3 separate regions of the Homo sapiens genome follow, and regions 1 and 2 are each linked to region 3. Evidence: chromatin loops called from intact Hi-C (ENCODE). Cell type or tissue: dorsolateral prefrontal cortex. All regions are shown on one strand.

The links. Hi-C counts contacts between places; a loop is a spot of excess contacts. Peaks named below come from ENCODE experiments on the same cell type or tissue, not always from the same donor. Only the 100,000 strongest peaks of a DNase experiment are listed, where the experiment ranks them.
Region 1: a loop joins it to region 3, with 1.0 times the contacts of the local background. A loop is called at or near these places in 3 of 110 quality-filtered maps.
Region 2: a loop joins it to region 3, with 13 times the contacts of the local background. A loop is called at or near these places in 6 of 110 quality-filtered maps.

The regions. Positions count from the first base shown.
Region 1 is chr21:20,880,335-20,884,334 of GRCh38, reverse strand. No RefSeq gene overlaps it. Among named protein-coding and RNA genes, the nearest start is that of LINC00320, 79 kb to the right of the region's middle. In dorsolateral prefrontal cortex, CTCF peaks have their summits at 1,463 and 1,662 (motif pointing right); a DNase peak (open chromatin) is centred at 1,654; H3K27ac peaks cover 638 bases.
Region 2 is chr21:20,900,688-20,904,687 of GRCh38, reverse strand. No RefSeq gene overlaps it. Among named protein-coding and RNA genes, the nearest start is that of NCAM2, 96 kb to the left of the region's middle. In dorsolateral prefrontal cortex, no CTCF peak of the experiment used is centred here; no DNase peak of the experiment used is centred here; H3K4me3 peaks cover 852 bases; H3K27ac peaks cover 4,000 bases.
Region 3 is chr21:20,969,990-20,973,989 of GRCh38, reverse strand. No RefSeq gene overlaps it. Among named protein-coding and RNA genes, the nearest start is that of NCAM2, 26 kb to the left of the region's middle. In dorsolateral prefrontal cortex, CTCF peaks have their summits at 2,256 and 2,465 (motif pointing right); DNase peaks (open chromatin) are centred at 2,479 and 3,119; H3K4me3 peaks cover 590 bases; H3K27ac peaks cover 2,826 bases.

The sequences.
Region 1 (4,000 bases), 90 kb after region 3:
TTTAATTTATAGATGCTAAAGTATCTATACACTCCTCACAATAGATAATTTCCTCAAAAACTGTTAAAAGTCAATAATGTTTTTCTTCAAATTCCTGATATTTATTTCCTCAGAAATAGTTTTGAGAGTCTATCATGTGTTGACAGAGGGATATACGATCCCTTCCTTTTTGTAGACTGCATTCCAGTGTGGAACATAGAAACTATACAATGAAATAAACAAAACTGCAATAGGTGTTACTGAGAATAACAAATTCTTTTACGGTAGGGAAGAGCTTAGGAATGACACGAGCTGACTTATGTTTACTAGAATCCCCAGGGTTGACAAAGCCCATAGGCACAGTGTGGGCAGACAGCACTGCAGACATAACCACCGATGGATGCTGGAGAATTCAACCAATGCGTTTATAATTTCAGCATGGTACCTGATTTTTCATATCAATATTTCCAGTTGAAAATATAGGGCAAGCGATGCCAATTGTTGAATTCAAAGTCATGTGACAATACACTGGTTCTAAGTATGAAGTCTAACTAAGACTGTAAAAGATCTGTGATTTTACTCTATTGTAAACTACCAAGTCAGTCTGCCACAGAAAACACAGACCACGCTGCCATGCTGAATCCGTTCTGCTTTGTTGAATATATAACCTTAGCAGGCTAATATAATACAGATGACTCCTTAGTCAGAAACAAAGACCATTTATCTTATGTTGGTTCTCTGTACATCAGTTCACACAGGGCAACACAATGAGAGCCAGATGTTATGTGTACATTCAGTGGAATACATCACAGGAAAAAAATCCTCAAAATTAGGAAACTCTGATTTTAGGTAGGGCCCCTGATGTCTTGCCGATCCTCCCCTCCAAAGAGAAAAAGAGAGACTGGAATATTCGGTTTAATCTAGAATATAAGCAAATATCTTTGGGGGAGAAGGGAAAGGATTTTCTATGTTTGTTATCCTGAGATGTAAAAAAAATCCTCCAAAAAAATATACTTTACTGTTTTGGAATGTTTCCATATACAATGATTGGCCGTAAATGCTTTTACTCAGAGTACTCAGACTATGTAGGAATGCAAGAAATCCATGGGGAAATGTCTTCCAACACAAGGAGGGGTAGGAAAGTGAATATAAGGCATTTCAGATTTCATAACGAGTTTCAGGCTGTTTTTCAAGAAGCGGAAGTGTCTGCAAACATAGAAGGCAATTCACATTCTGGATGGACAAAATAAATGTAAAATGACTGCTGAAGTTGACCTCTAACACCGGCTGATTCATTGATGTCACAAAGCGAACAGAAACAGACTTTCTTCTCATGTCTCTGTTTTCCATTTAAAAAAATTTTAATGTTAAGCTGTTATAACTATGGTAATAGCAGATGCAGAACTATGTCAAACAAAACAAAATTAAACAACATCAACAGCAGCAGCAACAGTGATAATAATAGTGCATTTTGGAAAATAGAGGAGATACTACAGTTTCCTGTGACTCTATTTTGTGAATAAGAAAACTTTCCTTAGGCGGCTTCCTGTAGAATTTACTTCTGGTTCTACTGGTTAGAATCGCATCAGTTGCCTTTTTCTGAACCAACCTGCCACCAGTGTAAGAGTATGGAATTAATCAAAATTGGCTTAATTAACTAAGATGGATATGGAGATGGCCACCAGAGGGTGCAATGGGAATGGGAACGGACCCAGATTCGAAGGCTCAAGATCCTGAAATACCAAACTAATAGGTTAAGCAGGAACTAAATAATTAAAGGGAAACAAAAAAGTGTGCTAGGTAGAACACAGTGTAGGTGGGCAGGTGTAGGGTTTTTCAGAAACAGAAAAGAGTTAAAATTAAATGGACCATTGATTTCAAGAGTTTAGTTACCAGAAATAAGACCAAAATGGCAAATAGTGTTTAGTCAGCAGGAGCCAAGAGCAAGAATATTTTTTTTTCCTAAGGGCTATATATTTGTATACTACCCTATATAACAATTCCAGTGTTGTTTATTCTATAACTTCATACACAGATCCTGCACTAACATTACTTTCAAAAATTAGAAGGTTTTTCTTAAAATTTATTTATTTTCATTTCTCAGAATGTTAGTCTTCTGTTTCCTTAACTGAGAATTGTTTTACTGTTGCATACTATCTTATAAAAAACTAAAATTCAACATGGGACCAATGTTTATTGGTAATGATGGAATTGCATACATTAGTCATCACGAAAGAGACATGCTGAAATGAATAATGACTTGGTTCTTCAGTGAATTTGCAACCTCATAGTTACAAAAGTCTTTTTTCACTTTTTCATTGTATGTTTGGGGAAGAGGAGAAAAAAAACTGTAGACCATGAACTTTGAGAAAGAAGAAAAGATATAAATATAAAAAAATAGTTTTATGGGTTCTGAATACATTTTTATCTTGAAAAGTTCTGCTTTGCACGTACCTTAGTATGGAGTAGATTCACTCCCAAGGAAGGGAAACGTGATTTGAATTTTTTTGGTTTAAGAAAGGAACATGAATTCACTTGAGGGTTTTCCCTAACATGGCCTGTCTTGCTCATCAGAGTAATATGGAAGTTAAGTATTCAAGAGAGATATTTCAAGTACTAGTGAAAATTGTGCTTTAGAACTGGATCATTTAAAATCCAACTCTAGGAAAATTAGAAGGTAAAATGCACAGCAGACACAGGAACTATAGGGAAAACCATGGTTACAATGTCATCACTTCTTCCTTTTTTCATTTTATATCAGTGATGAGTGTTGAGGACAACTGCAGAGAGAGAGAGAGAGAGAGAGAGCAGAAACAGCTCCCAGGAAGTCATTTTAAGGCATTAGAACAAAATCAAGTTTTAACTACGAAGTATTGAGAAAATTTCACTAACATATTTCTCCAAAACTGAGGTTTTTAAATTCGTACTCAAAATGAGCATCAAACTTCCAATAATAACTAGATTATTAGGTATATATTTGAAAGTGAAAATGAGCAGTTCTATTTCCTTATTTTGTGGTTGTTATTCCTTTGATAACCTCACAATACTATCACCACTTCCATAATTTTCTCTCTTATTATACCTTTACTTCTGAAATGAAACTTCAAAAGTACTAGGTGACAACAGGGTGGTAAGGCATAGCTGGATTTGAAGGTGTAGAGTGCATTCATGGCTAGTAAAGAAAATAATTAATTCTTATTTCCTAACCATTCCTGTCTCACTTTCAATTTCCCAGAAAAATAATGCTGAAAATTGCATTTATGCTTAAGCATTTATAACATATCAACTTCAACTCCTCTTGTCCTAGAAGAAATATGTAAAATGTATATAGCAAGATCCAGCTTCTTCAAATATATGCAAAGTAGAATAATTCATAGATGCATAGAAGAATCACTGACAAAAAGATGTCATAAAAATTCTGAAAGCCTTGGATTTTTATTATCTCTAATTTCCCTCCCTTGAGAAGTTCCATTCAATTACACATTCCTTTATTCTCAGCACATATGTTCTCAATTTGCACCATATCAATTTGCATTTATTGGTAGATTGCTGTTGATAAAATATTTCTTAATGTTGTGTGAATGTACATTTGCATTTCTATCTCCACAACTTGGTTGAAATTGCATGCCGGACAAGCACTTAATTGATTCTCTGTGTTCCTAAGCTACGGTAAGTGCTTAATGAAAGTTTATCGAAAAGAAAAACTTTTGCTTTAAAATTCATCTTTACCACCAAACACAAAAACTATAAAGGAAAAGGTTGACTGATTTAGCCAAACAAATATTTTAACTTTGAGCGTTAAATAATAATCAATAAGCAAAATTAAAAGGTAACTAAAAATTGAGAAAAAAAGAGACACATTTATGACATACAAAGTTTTAATCACTAATGCAAGAGTTTATTTAAATCAATAGTAAATAAAAGCAGTGGAAGATACAAGTGGGTGGGAAATATTATCATGCACTTTGCAATGAAGACTAGAGAGATGATAGATGATAGATTGATAGATGCATAAATACAT
Region 2 (4,000 bases), 69 kb after region 3:
AAGTGAGAATATGTGATATTTGATTTTCTGTTTCTGAGTTATTTCACTTAGAATAACAGCCTCCAGCTCCAACCATGTTGCTGCAAAGGACTTGGTTTCATTTTTTTAATGGCTTCATGTAAAGAATCTTGTTTAATGGGATGGATGTCACGTTGACTACAGTGGCCCCCATCTGCTAGGACCAGGACTCAGACCCTTCCTTATGGTTACTTTTCTACCAGGATGTGTTCATGAGAGCAAAGACAGCTCTTCACTGTCCTTTCTCCCAAATATTTCCCATAGGACTGGCTATATAAATGTATAGGGCCTAGTGGAAAATAAAAATGCAGGGCTCTTTCTTCAAATATCATTAATAATTTCAAGACAATGTCAGCATAATATTAAACTGAGTACAGAGTCCCATGGGACTGCATAGGTCATACACGAGTTGGGCATGAATTGCTCCTCGATGCCCTATCAGTAGTAGGAGGCTAACTTACAAGGAGTTAATTTTATAAAGACCCAGTCAGAAGGCTGAATGATAGATTATTTTTGATTCCACAGTAAATAGTATTATTTAGAAAGACAACTTTAATTTAAAGCATTCTGCTAATTGGGTCAACATTACCATTTATATTATTTTTTGATTTTTTAAAACAGATCTAAAACATGTTGAAAACTAAAAGCACTAATGTAAAATTTCTCTTTATTTTAAAAAGAAAACCCAGAAGAATAATGTAAAAAATACCTAACATACACATGGACACTTGTTTCATTATCTCCTCTTATCCATCAAGGGGAAAACACCTCATACAGACCTTGGAGCTTGTCCTTTGGCATCATTTGCACAAGTGCTCCATTGACAGTGGTTAGAATACTGATAGTGAGAAATAATGATCTATTTCTTCCCTCAGCATCCCCCAGCCTATCGATATTAGCCAGTGGATTTTAATCTTTTTATTTCTTAGAACATCAGAGCTTATGAGGTTAGATTCTGGCTCTATGGACTTATTTCAGCTTCACAGTGTTTCCTAACAGGGTACTGTTGCTGGGCATGCTTGCTGTCACTGTCATTCATTTCAAAATATTAGGATATACCTCTCAAATTTACTGTTTTGATTACTTTTTTTCTTCTCCCTCTTACATTATACCCATCCTACCCAAGTAATCATCAACAGTGGACTCTTTACAAATAAACTTTTTTTTTAACATCTGGCTGGCAGCAGTAGTTCAGAATTTTTTAATCTTACCCATAAATCATAATCTGGTGGCAGAGCAAAGAGCCATATAATTATTTTCTCAACACAGATCCATAGAGATTTGATAGAGGTACAATTTTGACTTAGAGATTATAGAGACATCTGAGCACAATGACAACAGAGTTTTCAAGGAGAGACACATCTTCACATTCCACAAAACAACACTTATTTCTGAAAGGGCTGCTCAGTCTCAGCATGATTGACATCTTGGGCTGAATAATTATAAGAGGGCTTTGTACATTTTAGGATGTTGACCAGCATCCTAGGCTGCTACCCACTAGATGACAGTTACACCTTCCCAGTTGTGAAAAACAAAAATATTTCCAGGCATTGCAAAATGTCCCCTGGAGGGAAAAAAAAAATCACCTTTAGTTGAAAACCACTGCTTTGCCACAACTCTAAAACAAATATATCAGATTTTCAGGTTGAATTTTCATTTGTATTTCCCAAAGGAGCTTGGTGAATTTTTATGCAATGATCTATAAATCTATCTGGACAAATCACATTAGACAAATAAAGTAGAGATTTTATTTTTTGATATAATAACAAGTTTTCCCAGTACTATGAATGTGTTTATTCTTTATATTAAATTTAAAAAGAGTGACTTTGAAAACGATGTGTCCTGGAGTTGTGCCTTAGCATGTTAACTCAAGTATTACTTTCATTTTCATTGTCATATTGCAGACTGTACTAGGTCAAAATGTTCTCTTTTACATGCCAAAATGGGTAAGAAAGGCAGCATTGTCTTCAGAGCTGAATATCTGTTTACTTCTCACACATATTCGTACAATCATGTCATCTCAGGCTCTATCTACTTTACAATACCATCATTTGAACAAAAGAAAAAAATCAAACAGCTGCATAAAAATGAAGAATAACCATTTTTACTGATTTTTTTATGCTGCCTACTTGCTCAGATTCCTGAATCTTTTATGTTTATCATCGAGTTTACCTTCAAAGGGTGAAGCAATCACAGTATTATTCTTGAAGAGTAAGGGAAAAATTAAGTGGTCATTTGGAAGGATTCAATTCTATTTATTGTGTGACCTAGAAATGTGCTTAGATATATTTTCAGGAAAGGTTGAATTACATACATCTTTTATAAATATATTTTCTATTTTTGAGTCTCCTTGTGATTAGCCTTTATTTAACATATCCCTATTTTCTGTCATTCAAGATAAATTCATTCTGAATCAAATTTCAGAAAACTCCAAAGCAAACATATTTGCACCGGGAAATGAAGGTTAGAGTAGGAAAGACGACTATGAATTTCACACTATTTGTACACATTGTTTATTAGTGGAAAAAAAAAATGACTAATAAGAAATAGCCATTTCAACCACATACAAAGGGGCTTAGATTATTCAACTAGTAAAAGTAGGATTATAAAAAAACTTAAACTTCTTTTTTTTTTTTTTTAATTTGAGACGGAGTCTCCCTCAGTCGCCCAGGCTGGAGTGCAGTGGCGCTATCTCGGCTCACTGCAAGCTCCGCCTCCCGGGTTCACACCATTCTCCTGCCTCAGCTTCCCGAGTCGCTGGGGCTACAGGCGCCCGCCACCACGCCCGGCTAGTTTTTTGTATTTTTAGTAGAGACGGGGTTTCACCGTGTTAGCCGGGATGGTCTCGATCTCCTGACCTCGTGATCCGCCCGCCTCGGCCTACCGAAGTGCTGGGATTACAGGTGTAAGCCACCGCACCCGGCCTAAAGTTCATTTTTAAAGAATCAAGTACTTTGAAAATCATTCTACTTATGTTTATAGGTTGATTGCTTTGTTTTTTTCCCCTCTAAAGTGAAAATGAAGAGTGAGGTATGCTTAAAATATCAATGAAAATATTATTTCTTTATCTTGAAACTTATTGCATGAATATTCATCTGCATTGTACTATAATTGCAATTTGGGGGGAAATAACAATAGTTTATAATAAACATTATTAAGGCTTTGCTCTTAAATGATTTTTTTCCTTCAACATTTATTTTAAGTTCCAGGAACATGGGCCAGATGCGCAGGTTTATTGCATAGGTAAACGTGTACCATGGGAGTTTGCTGCACAGATCAACCCATCACCTAGGTATTAAGCCCAGCATCAATTAGCTATTCTTCCTGATGCTCTCCCTCCCACTAACATCCCCAAGACCCCCTGACAGGCCTCAGTGCTTTTCTGGGGAGGGTCTGATGCAAGATTTGGTTAAAGCATTGGTGTTCTAGTATCACTGACAGATGATCATGAAGCTCTATCCAAAAGGGGTCTTTCTTAATGTCTTATAAATCATATAGCATCTAGAATTGCCTCAGCTTTGAAATATGAAATGACAAAGGATTAGAGTACGCAAATATCAAAAACTACTAGTATATATATTTTCAAGTCACTCTTAGTATTATAGTCTTACCAGTTAAAAGTGAATTATTTCAGAAAAATATTGCAATCAAGACATAAAATATAATAGACAATCAATATGCAGAATGCCAGCAAAACATCATATAAAGTATGCATTTCTCCTTGTTAAAGTCTTATGTGAGCCATGAATTATGCAAAACAACCAAGAGATTCTATTAAAAAGGTGATACATCTTCAGGATCCTAAGACATGAAAGACCATTTGAGCTTTCCTCTCAAGGTTATTATGGAGTTATCAGAATTTCTCAGAGTCTGAAAGTTTTAAATAGAAGTAGGAGAGTGAGGATATATTGCAAATTTTATGCTGGTAGAAGAGAAATGCTCCAGAAAAAAACATTTTTTATGAAGTAATCAAATTATTTAT
Region 3 (4,000 bases):
CTGAATACCATTTTTTTTTTTTTCACTCAAAAGGCTGTGCACTACTCCACTCTGTCCTTGAGGCTGATTTCTAGCCCCTAAACTCTAACTCCATGTTTAGGAAATTAGTATCTGTGAAACAAAGAAAAAAAACGATTCTTCCTTATTACTAAAATCTCCACAAGTAGCCTACAGCTGTATTTTAGCTCAAGGCTATTATGAAGCCTGCAGTTCTTAATGATCTAACATCCCCTTTCTTAACTTTCGGTAGAATGCACACTTGGTACTCAACTCGCCGATGCTGGTTCTGTGTCATAGTTGCCAACTGTGACCTTCTCATTCTTGCCAAATCCTGAAATTGTTCCCATGTCTGTTTTAACCCAGTAACAGTTCCTGCCTGATTAAGCTTTCCAGATTTAACTACACCAGGCAGAACTAAAGCACTGCTTACATACCTATACTAACAAGTATATTTTAGTTTTTAAAATATATTTCTGCTTTTTGTTTGTTTTCTTTCTTGAGAAATAAAATGAATGTTTCATGCTTCCTTTCTATCAGCATGTAATGAAGTAGATAACATTATAAAATCATGTAGCAACAGAAAATATGTGTATTGCATAATAGGTGCTCAATACATATTTTTAAACTGATGAATGAATAAATAAATAAATAAATAAATAAATAAATAAATACCATTATGAAACTACCCCTATGCTAGCATGTCTTGTCTCTCGGTAAAATATTCCCAAATTATTTACTTATTTCTTCATCATGTACTTTGTCATGTTCTAATCATTATCTTTTCTGTGTTTTCTTTTTAGTATTCTATAAATTTACTTTCTACTTTCAAGTTGGAGTATATGTGTGCTAATGATGGCCTGATTCTCAAAAGATAATTATATTAGTTATAGACAATTATACTTTGTATTTAAATAATTAAATTTTGTTCTGTAAAATATTTTATCTAATTTTATTTACTTTAAAAATAACACTACATGGATGATAATCACATATAGGTAAATTTCAGTGGCCAGTATTATTTTATTTATCTCATATATCATTTATACAAATATTTATAATGTATATATCTGTATAAATATACATAATTTGTATAAATGTAACTAATTTATATAAACATGTCATTTAAATAAGCATATAGCTATATTTAATTTATATTTATATGGGTGCGTATATTCATATATAAGTAATTATATAAGTATACACAAAGCAGAAACTTCTAATAATGTATACCTTTTAAATATAAATAATAAACATTTATTGAATATTACATGCATAGTCATATGGCTTATAGAAGCAATGAAAGTAATGAAACTTTATATCCTACGACGTGGCACTATGAAAAATAATAAAAATAAATATTTAGTAAAATGTATTTCCATGCCTAAGTCTTAGAATACAAATTGCTGTTGAAATGTTCAGAACTAATTCCATAGCATAAATATAACAAAGTCATGTAAATTTAAATTTAAACACATTTCTGTGTTGTAAATTCCTTTTTTTTTTTTGAGACGGAGTCCCACTCTGTCTCCCAGGTTGGAGTGCAGTGGCGCGATCTTGGCTCACTGCAACCTCCGCCTCCCAGTAGCTGGGACTACAGGCGTGCGCCACCACACCCAGCTAATTTTTGTATTTTCAGTAGAGACGGGGTTTCACCATATTAGTCAGGCTGGTCTTGAACTCCTGACCTCGTGATCTGCCTGCCTCAGCCTGCCAAAGTTCTGGGATTACAGGCTTGAACCACTGCGCCCGGCCTCCTTGTTTGTAAATTCTAACACACATTCAAACCATAGAGTTTAGTGAAATAAACAAGGTAAAGTATCCAAAAATAGAGTGTTTTCCTTGTAGTTTTAAACTGTTACCTCTTTTTTTTTTTTGCTTTTCTAAATCACATAACAGCCTTTAATAAGGTTTATAAACCTTGTAAAACTAGTGATTTTATCTAGCATTTATTAAAATTATCTCTACACTTAAATGAAAGTTTTGTTTATTTGTAAGGTACAAGTATTCATGGTTAAACATGGTGTGGTTTTTGTACTAGCATTTTGATTAAATATAGTTAATAGTGATGCCAATTAGCTCATCTTAATATTAAATATCAGTATAAGCAGTTAAGTTTTTGTTTTGTATTTTGTTTTTGTTTTTTTTTAGCAATAAGCAACATGTTTCTGTGGAGTTTACATACCTTTATGGCAAAATTACTAAAGGACATTTCTACATTTCTTTTATCTTATGTTCTTATTTCCAAGAAAAAACAGTCTCTGGATATTAAACATTCATCATAAGAATATACATTTCCTTGTTTCAAATTAACTTGAAGTCATGCTCACTTTTTATGAGAGGTAGTATAAAAATGTAAGTTATTCTTACTATTTTATGATAGTTTATATTACAGAAGTTGGTTTTTTAAAATGATGATCATTTTTTTCTATTTCTTTTAGCTACTGAAAAAGGAACGAGGCCGACACCAGAGGGAGCCCAAGTTACCTAACCCTGTTCTCAAGAGCTAAAGTGACATCACCAGTCATCCTATTCATAAGTAGATTTAATATTCAGAGTCAGCCCAACACAGCTAAGAATGGAAGAAAGAAATGATTTACTGAAGTTTATAAAAAATAGGCTGCAACATATATTTTTCACTATTTAATACTGCAATTTCTTAAATTACTTTGAATGTTTTTATGCAAAGGCATGAGCAATTTCTAAAACTACTTGGAATCTTGAGTGAGAAAATGAATACAAGGTATACTGTGAATCCTTTAAGATCTGAACCTCAGTGTACTTGGAGCACATGGTCTATTTCCCTCCCCCATTTTAAAAAACATATTAGTTTACAGTATTCACAGTTTATCATTTTACTTTATTATTTTATAAATGACAAAGCCCTTCTGTAAGCCCCTTTTCCATTTCTTCCTCTTTACCAGCTAGACTTTATTTTTTCCCTAAAATTAATGCATGCAAAAAATATCTACAGCTAAGAAAATTCGCTTTTTCACTTGGACTTCAGCAATAACAAAATAGAGATGCCAACATTTCACCATACTCATGATTTAGTGATACAAGTTGTCTGTTTGAAACCAGCACATCAGGCAAAAGAAAGGGAGAGCTTGTGTTTGGTGGGGCTTACTGGCTGCAGTTCAAACATCTGGAGCTTCAGCCTTTGAACAACAAAAGGAATTTCTAAATTCCCTTTTTCAGCTTCTTAAAAGTGCTATTGATTGCATGTTTTTCAAATAATTCTAAAGCCAATTCATATAATCATATGAAAATTATGTTCTATTTGCCATTGGTATTTAATGCCCTTCCTTTTTCATATTTTGTCTTTGAATTTTTTTTAGTATATTCTGTCAAGGCAAATGGATAATGTGTTTCATAGTGATGGAAAAAAATAACTGTGGTTTATTTACAACCACTCCAGATATGAGACCCTCACAATTCCTTTTGAAAATCATTCTTTCAAATTCCCGAATACGTTTTAATTACTGTTGTTAAATCCTAATTTAAAAAATTTTGCAGGTGATTTTTAAACTTAATATTATTGGAATACACCTTTCAAGAATGAATTTTGTCCTTTTTCCTCCTAATTATAATACATATTTCTGACCCTTTTCATTAATTTATTTTTCCTTCTGTGCATTCTGTCCATTGATAAAGTTCATCTGCAGTGAGCCGAGATCACACCATTGCACTCCAGCCTGGGCAACAAGAGTGAAACTCCATCTCAAAAAAACAACAAACAACAACAACAACAATAACAAAGAGTAAGAAATCATCATATATACTGGTAATACCTATTAATCATGTGATTTTGATGACATTTCCTAGACCGTTTTTATTCTCAATTTCCTTGTTTGTAAATTCTAAAAATGTTACGTATCTCACGACACTGTTTTCTCAATGTAATGGATGGTTTATATGAAACATTTGGCATACTATATTTCATAATAGCCACTGAATAAATATAAGATATATGTAAAAAATTTTTACACATGAATACTCTAGT